Regions from separate parts of the Homo sapiens genome. Here region 1 is linked to region 2. A link is an interaction called in ENCODE POLR2A ChIA-PET data of the cell type or tissue named here. Cell type or tissue: B cell. All regions are shown on one strand. Links, peaks and the distances in the headings refer to the core of each region. The heading gives the core; the rest is flanking DNA.

Region 1 (4,383 bases), core at 283-4,282, 1.1 Mb before region 2:
TCCTTCCGCCCCTCTCCCCCTCGCTGAGACCAAGAGCGTAAATTCCTTCTGGCTATTAATTAAAAGCAGCCTCTCCCTTCGCGCCAGTGTACTCGCCATAAATTAATAGCGGTCTTCTTAATCAAATCTTATCTCCTCCTCGAGCCATAAACATATGGAGCTCAAGTTGGTATCTCTGTGCACCCAGCCGTGAAATTTAATTTCTGATGCTTCGGTGGACTGCAGGGGGTGGGTGGGTGGTCTTGTGTTGGGGGCCACCCAAACTTGAGTCCCAGAACCAGACCCCTGGTCGACCAGCTGGGTTGACTCAACCACCTCCCATGACGTCTGCAGGCAAAGCATGTGTGACTCTTTAAGCCTGAAGGTCCAGCAGTTTCGTTGCATGATTATAATCGTTGGCATTCTAAAGGCTTTCAGAGATTTTATCTCATCCGATTCTCATGCAAGCTCTATGAGGAGGAATAGGTTGGGAATATGAGCCCCATTTTAGAGATGGAAAAACTAAGTCTAACATGTTCTTTAGAGTCAGATCTGAATGGAATTCCTCCTCTGCTGCTTTCTAGCTGCCACTCTGACCCTCAGTTTCCTCATCTGTCCAAGGGGAAAGAGAATGCCTCTTGCAGCTTTGAAGTGCGAATGGGATTAACTGTCATATGTAAAGGGCTCGGTATGGTGCCTGGCCTGTGGCTGCTGCACAGGGTAGAGATATTCCACTAAGTGACCTGCCCAAGACTATCCACCCAGCTACAAATCGGCAGTCTGGGCCATAGGCTTCAACTCAAATTCCATGCCCTTGGAATTCCATCTCCAGGCTCTAGAGCCTGAGGTCCCCAGGCTAGGTCCCCTAGGCAAAATCAGCTCAGCTGCCCCCTCCTTCTGGCCTGTCAAATGCCCACCCCAAGTACATGTCCATAAGCCACTGGCCCGAGGTGGAGCCAGGAGCCTGGACGGGCCAGGGCAGAGCCTGGACAGAGGACACAACTGCCAGCCTTGCTCCAGCTGCCAAGTAACTTTGAGCCAATACCAACTGGGGCGCCCTCTGGCACGCCTCTGTCCCTGGGTCACTCCAGCATCACCACCCTACTTAGCAGCTGACAGTCTCCAGCAATTTCCCTTTGGCCGCAGGGTGGCTCGGGCCATCTCTGCACGTTATCTGTGTTACTGGGGCGTGACTCATGTCATCCTGGTGCAGGCTCATTCATAAATGAGACGGGACTCTGAGGCCACTTCTGGAGCTGCTTTGCCCATTCAGAGCCGAGCTCCGCAGCCTCTCCTGACTCTTCCAGCCCCGGGGGACAATCACCTTCCTATCTGAGACCCAGCGCTCTGGCAAACAGCCCTCTTTGTGCCCATCAAACCCTCAGGCCCGCTTCTCTGGATCTGGCTCATTACATTTCCCTGAACTGGCTTCTCCTTTCCTAACCACACAGGTGCTTTTAAAGTCTTCTCATTGCTTTGTGAGTCTGTTTTTGTTTTTCTGTAAAATCTTGAAGTCTGTTTACAATTCTTCACACCCTCAGGGAGGCATCTCTCTAAGAAACTCCCTGTCCTGTTATCTGCTCTTGGCATCCCATTAGCCACTCACTTCACCATCTCTAAAGCCCACCATGTTCATAAGACTCTAGTCCAGTGGTTTTCAAAGTGAGGGGAGGAGGGAGTCCCAGGAACAGCTGAAACAGCAGCACCTGGAAGCTTGTAAGAAATGCAAATTCTGGCCTGGCGCGGTGGCTCACGCCTGTAATCCCAGCACTTTGGGAGGCCGAGCCTGGTGGATCACCTGGGGTCAGGAGTTCGAGACCAGCCTGACCAACATGGAGAGACCCCCCCCCCTCCCCCGCCATCTCTACTAAAAATACAAACTTAGCTGGGCCTGGGGCTGCATGCCTATAATCTCAGCTACTCGGGAGGGGGAGGCAGAAGAATCATTTGAATCCGGGAGGTGGAGGTTGCGGTGAGCCGAGATCGCGCCTTTGCACACCAGCCTGGGCAACAAGGGCGAAACTCCATCTCAAAAAAAAAAAAAAAAAAAAAAAAAGAAAGAAATGCAAATTCTGGGCCTTGTCTCAGGCCTGATGAATCAGAAATTCTGGGTGTGGAGCTTGGCAGTTTGTGACTGAGCAAGTATCCCAGGTGATTCTGATGCACAGTGAAGTTTGAGAACCAGTGCTCTAGGCTGCTGGTTCTCATCAGGGCCAACTCAACTTTGCCCCCCAGGGGACATCTGGAAGCATTTTTGGTCGTCACAACTGGCATCTAGTGGGTAGAGGCCAGGGATCCTATGAAATACCCCGCAGTGCTCAGGACAGCCTCCTGCGGTGCTCAGGACAGCCTCCCCTCTAAGAACAATCTGGCCCAAAGTGTCAGTAGTGCGGAGACTGGGAAGTCTCGCTGTGCCTAGGGCCGGGGCGGCACAGTTCCAGGGCCAATGCACAAGCACAGCAGCTCTGGGTGACAACCGGACAGGCGTGGGGCACACTCCTCTACGTGGCGCAGGTGCCATACGCACTTCATTCCTGATGGCTCACTTTACAGAAGGCGCCAGATGCCTGAAGCACAGAGAAGCCACTAATCCGTGATCTCACAGCTGGTGAGCACCAGGGCAGGGTTAGGGCCCCAGAGCAAGTGAAGCCAGAGCCGGGGTCCTCCCTGTGATGCCACGTACTTGACCTTGCATGGAGAGAGGCTTGGTTCTTACTAAATGATCTGTTCGAGCAAGAAAGACAAACTGCAGGCATCACAGTCCCTGACTCACTCAGTCTAGTCAGTGGCTACTGTATGCTCCTCCCTAAGCCAATTATTCTACTGTGTGCTGGAGTAGTCCCAGGATGCAAGAAATTCACGCTCCAGCTCACAGTGATGAATGCACGTGAGTGCAGGTGCACACACAAACACACAACCCTGAAGGGCAAGGAGATGTCTCTTCTAGTCCCTCCCAAGGTGCAGAGTTGTAGGTGCTCAAAGCATTCAGAAAAATAGAATGGGAATGAGGGTGACCCTGTTGGGGAGCTGGGTATTGAGGTGTGGGGCAGATTTGCAGAGCTGGGAAAAGAGGCCGGAAAACCACAGGCAAGGGACGTGGCCTTGGAGTTGGACAGATGTGGCTCTGAATTCTGCTCCACCACTTCCAGCAGCGTGAAGCTTGGCCAAGCTGCTTACTCCACAAGCCTCCATTTCCCAATCTGCAAAATGGGGACATTGCTACTGGCTCCGCAGCCTTAGGCAGGATAAAAGGGGAAGCTCAGACAGGCACTCTGCGTCACTCTGTCCTATGTCAGCATCAGCTGGCCCTGACCAAGGATAATGCTGATCTGGTCACCACAGGCTGGAACCCAAAGTGGGGTGTGAAATCGGACAAGGCAGACAAGAGAGCAATAAGCCTCATCCCCAGGCAGCAGGAGGCAAGCCGCACATTTGGTTTTGAGCAGCCCCGCAGAGCCACTGCGGATTAGCAGGTGTTACAGAGGTGCTGAGTGCCATTAGCACCTAATTACGCCTTTGTCCTTGCTGTAATCAGGTGAACAGAGAAGGGACTGAAAAGGGGAGCGCCTTAAAGAGAAAGCAAGCAGCTGTCAGGCAGGAATCTCTTCCAATGTGTCCACTCCTCTCTAGAATGTGGCCTCCTTCCCACGGCCAGAGGGCCTGGGCCATTCAGGTGGCCAGAAAGGATACAGCCAGTTACAGACTCTTACATGCTGCCTCTTAAACCCACACGGAATCGAAGTCTGGGCTCATCAGGAAACAGGGAGCCGATGAGGGCCTTTGAGAAGGGGGAGGCAATTGACGAAAGAAGACATTTAGCAAGACGAGAATTGGACGGCTGTCTGCAGGGTGGATGGAAAGGTACGGCTGGACCAGAGGGGTCAGTTCGGAATCTGTTACTGTAATCCAGGCATGTGCTAATGCAGAGGAGTACCAGGAACACATGAGACTTGACAGGACCTGGCAACCAGCACCTCCTTCCCCGGCATTCGCTTCCCCTGTCGGAGATGATGCTGGAAAGCTCAAAGGTCCCACAAGAAGCACAGCAGCAACTTGAAGCTGACTTTGCTCGTTGCCAAGACCCGCACCACCTGCTGTGCAACACCATTGCTCTGCCCCGTCTGGCTCTGGGCTGCTCCTTCAGACCCTGGCCTAAGTAGTCTTTAACAGGGCACACCTGGGGAAAATACAGGTTAGTGACTCTAAGTCTTCAACACACCCTGAGAATGACCCTGGGTGGCAGACGCACCTGATTGTGTGTTCTGAGGTGGGGAATCTGGGCATGGCCAACCCGGAGAGTCACTCCTTGTCTATGAGAAACATCCGAGCCCTGGGCCCATCCAGAACATGGGCTGTGCATGGAATTGAGGCCCTGAGTTTTGGGTTAACTGAAGGTTGCCAGGT
Region 2 (4,383 bases), core at 266-4,265:
TGAAACACATTTGTCTGAGCCAAAATCCCAGTTTCCTCTCCATAAGTCACACGGCTTTCCTGCAGAGCCCCGCAGCCTCACGACCCAACCATATGTGACCTCAGCATAGGCAACACATGCAGCTGACCTTAAATAAATGCTTCTGGCCGGATGCGGTGGCTCACACCTGTAATCCTAGCACTATGGGAGGCAGAGGCGAGCGAATTGCCTGAGCTCGGCAGTTTGAGACGAGCCTGGGCAAAGTGGCAAAACCCCGACTCTACTAAAAATACAAAAAAAAAAAATTGGCTGGGTGTGGTGGTGCACACCTGTAGTCCCAGCTACTTGGGAGGCTGAGGTGGGAGGATTGCTTGAACCCAGGAGGTGGTGGTTGTTGCAATGAGCTGAGATCACGCCACTGCACTCCAGCCTGGGCGACGGAGCGAGACTCTGTCTCTAAATAAATAAATTAACTACCGCTTCTCACATGGGAAGATGAAGAGAAACTCTTGCACACAGACAACAGGAGACATGTATGTGAAAGTTCCCTGCAGTGCTGGTCACAGCAGATAAAAACCAGGCACAGCACACATGCCCTTCAGTGGAAGAATAGATGAAAGAAATGTGGGCTATTCACTCAGCAGAACGTTATGCAGCAGCCAAAACAACAGACATGCCACAATACAGAAGAATCTAAGCAACGTAATCTTAAATCAAAAAAGCAACCAGCCAGGCACATTGGCTCACACCTGTAATCCCAGCATTTAGGGAGGCAGAGGCAGGAGGATTGCTTGAGCCCAGGGGTTCGAGACCATCCTGGACAACATAGCAAGACCCCATCTCTACAAAAAGAAAGAAAAGGCCCGGTGTAGTGGCTCATGCCTGTAATCCTAGCACTTTGGGAGGCCAAGGCAGGTGGATCACCTGAGGTCAGGAGTTCAAGACCAGCATGGCCAATATGGTGAAACCTCATCTCTACTAAAAACATAAAAATTAGCCAGGCATGGTGGCACATGCCTGTAGTTCCAGCTTCTCAGGAGGCTGAGGCAGGAGCATCGCTTGAACCTGGGTGGCAGAGGTTGCAGTGAGCTGAGATTGTACCACTGCACTCCAGCCTGGACAGCAAAGTGAGACTCCATCTCAAAAAGAAAAAAAAAAAACTAACATTTTTTAAATGCATCTTTAGGAATGCATATAGATGCAATAAAACTACCTAAAAATGAAAGCAAAGGATTGATGGACAGAGGAATCAGGATGATTCTCAATTTGGGGAGTGAAGTGGGATGAGTATATGGTTAAATGTAGGTTATTGCCAAGGCCCTAGCTTTTGCTTTGGGTTTACAGAGCCTTATTACATTGGAATAAACCAATGAATGAAAGTGGACTGTCCACGGGTGAATGATGAGTGTCTCAGAATTCCATTATGATGATTGACCCAATTCTGAGCACCCTGAGGTCCAATTTAAAGAAAAGCTAGGTTAACCGATGAAGAAATGATTTGGCATGATGCATTATCAGCTCTTGGAAGGAGGGATTGAATTTTCTTCCTAGTTTTGATCCTCAGCTATGTGCCTTGAGGAAAACAATCACGAACGACAGCACAAAAGAGCCCAGAGAGAATACGTGAACTTGAACCCACTGATCACTGCGAGCAGGGCAGGTTGTTTAAGAGGGGATTCCATGGCCAAGTGAAGTGTGACTTCAGCAAACGCTCTCAAAACTATGATGCCTCCCACACAGAGAGCACACATGTGTGCATGCGCACACACCAGCCGCTGCTATGGAAGAAAAACACCTGTAACACCCACAGTCCAGGAGAAAACCTGAAGAGCAAATGCTTCTGCAAAGGTGACATGTGCATTTAAAATCACAGTATGATGCAAATGACATATCTTCTCTCCTAAAAGTATATTTCTCACATGGAAAAAGGGCTATGCCACATGAGAGAGAGGAAATAGAGCAGAAAGAGTGGCTGAGAGAAGTCCAGGTAAATTTTGCTGGCTTTTTATAATTCGACTGGCCCTCCCTGAAGACTGGGCAATAGAATTTCCTCCTCCCTGGGGCTGTTGAGCTTGTCAATTCTCTGATGACACAGTCACCAAGTTCTGAGACCCTGCTGGAGACAAATGTCCACAAGGAGGAGGCAGCGAGCTGCAAAGAGCCTGGCACTCAGTGAAGGAGCCTGCCTAGACGCAGCTTCTCCCACAGCCTGCAGCTGCTGTTCTCTGTGCTACAGGAGAGCACTACCGCGCTGATGACCATTAGAAGGACCACACGCTGAAGTCCCAGCTACTTGGGAGGCTGAGGTGGGAGGATCACTTGAGCCTAAGATGTCGAGGCTGCAGTGAGCTGTGATCACTCCACTGCACACCAGCCTGAGCAACAGAGACTCAATCTCAAAAAAACAAAAACAAAAACCAAGAAGGACCACAAACTCCCGGAGTCCTAGCCCATGGGGATAGTCGGATAGTCTCTTTCTCTTTCTCTCTGTCTTTTTTCTTTTTCCTTTTTTTTTTTTTTGAGATCGAGTCTCGCTCTGTCACCCAGGCTGGAGTGCAATGGCACGATCTCAGCTCACTGCAACCTCCACCTCCCAGGCTCAAGCAATTCTCCTGCCTCAGCCTCCCGAGTAGCTGGAATTACAGGTGCCCACCACTATGCCTCGCTAATTTTTTGTATTTTTAGTAGAGACGGGGTTTCACCATGATGGCCAGGCTGGTCTTGAACTCCTGACCTCAGGTGATCTGCCCACCTCAGCCTCCCAAAGTGCTGGGATTACAGGCATGAGTCACCGCGACCGGCTCCATGGGGGTGGTCTTAATGCCACAGGTTCCAGGTAAGAGTGGCTATTGTATGTCCCAGGAATGAGGGTGTTGGGGCAGATATGGCGATGTCACTGAGCACTTTCTGTACACTTCTGGAGAGGCAGACCCCCTTGGCGTCTCCTCCTCCTGATCCTGACTGAGTGGCAGGATAGGTTGGAACTTAGCGTCAAGAAAGTTCAGTGTGCCAGAGAGTTTTTCCAACTATGGAGCTAAAAGCACCAAACAAACCTCCACAGTCCCTTCCTGAGCCACAGTTCTCGGCTGATGATTCTATAAGCAGAAGGCAGCTGCAGGATGGCGGAAAGCGTATCAACGTGGGGCCAGACCACTAGGGACTGAATCTTGGTTCTGTCTGCCGTCTGCAGGATCCTGGTGATGAACTTAATGTCCCAGACTCTCACTTTCATCATCTATAAAATGGGAAGAATTATAGCCTCCTCCAGGGGAGTATTGGATAAGATTAAGTAGATAATACATGCAAAAGAGTCGATGACATCATGCGACACATTGGTGTCACAATAAAGGTTCACTTGTTCATCATGCATCCTTGTATCTCCCGGAAAGCACCCAATGGAGAAGGCAAACGACATGGCAGCAGAAGTCTGGCATCATGGGCAGGGCCTGGGCGGCCTTACAGAGGCTCTCTCTTATTAGAGGCTGCTTCTCAATGGTCAAAAAGGTGGCTCCTTGGGATGCTGGGACAGGAGAAGTTATCACTGGGGGACTTTTCTAGGGAAGGAAACGTTTGTGCCTAGTGGCCACTTCCTGGGTGAAGCCCTCCCCGAGTCCCACCTTCCTCCTCACCTCCAGGCAGAGCAAGCGGTCATCCTCTCCTCCAGACTTCTGGCACGCTCATGTTATTCACAATGACAGCTCCCATATTGAGCACTCAGTATATACCAGGCACTGGGCTTAGCACTTACCATGCATTCTTTCTTTCTTTCTTTTTTTTTTCTTTTTTCTTTTTTTTTTTTTTTTTGAGACAGGGTCTTGCTCTGTCGCCCAGGCTGGAGTGCAATAGAGCAATCTCGGCTCACTGAAGCCCCTGCCTCCCGGCTGAGGCGATTCTCATGCCTTAGCCACCCAAGTAGCTGGGATGACAAATGCTCACCACCACACCCGGCTCATTTTTGTATTTTTAGGAGAGACGAGGTTTCACCATGTTGGCCAGGCTGGTCTCGAACCCTGGACCTCAAGTGATCCACCTGCCTTGGCCTCCCAAGGTGCTGGGATTACAGGCTTGAGCCACCCAGGCCCGGCCGCATTCTTTCATTTAATCCTCATAATGACACTTTGAAAGAGGAAAGTGAAGATTAGCAACATGAAATAATAGACAAAGCTGCACAGATAACACACAGTGGAGTCAGGATGCAGACCCGGGTCTGCTGGGTCCAAGCTTGAGCTTTCAGCCACTGCACTACAATGCCTCCCTCATGCACCATCATGACCCTTATCCCATGATATGATCTTTCTGCACCTGTTAGTCACAAGCGGTAGACTGTCGGCTGTTTAGAGTCAGGAACTGTAGCTCTTTTGTCTATTTATCCTGAGTGCCTAGCACAGTACCTGGCTAAGAATG

The links. ChIA-PET counts read pairs that join two places held together with the same protein. Peaks named below come from ENCODE experiments on the same cell type or tissue, not always from the same donor. Only the 100,000 strongest peaks of a DNase experiment are listed, where the experiment ranks them.
Region 1: POLR2A ChIA-PET joins it to region 2 with 10 read pairs; 1 of 35 experiments calls an interaction of 5 or more read pairs at or near these places.

Annotation. Positions count from the first base shown.
Region 1 is chr17:73,586,378-73,590,760 of GRCh38, forward strand. The region is part of intron 1 of SDK2 (sidekick cell adhesion molecule 2); the gene reads right to left. Among named protein-coding and RNA genes, the nearest start is that of SDK2, 56 kb to the right of the region's middle. RefSeq lists enhancers at 2,015-2,518, 2,519-3,023, 3,024-3,527, 3,528-4,032. In B cell, for the core only: no CTCF peak of the experiment used is centred there; DNase peaks (open chromatin) are centred at 2,124, 2,724 and 3,223; H3K27ac peaks cover 2,770 bases.
Region 2 is chr17:74,655,491-74,659,873 of GRCh38, forward strand. No RefSeq gene overlaps it. Among named protein-coding and RNA genes, the nearest start is that of RAB37-AS1, 20 kb to the right of the region's middle. In B cell, for the core only: CTCF peaks have their summits at 2,106 (motif pointing right) and 2,305; a DNase peak (open chromatin) is centred at 2,121; H3K27me3 peaks cover 455 bases.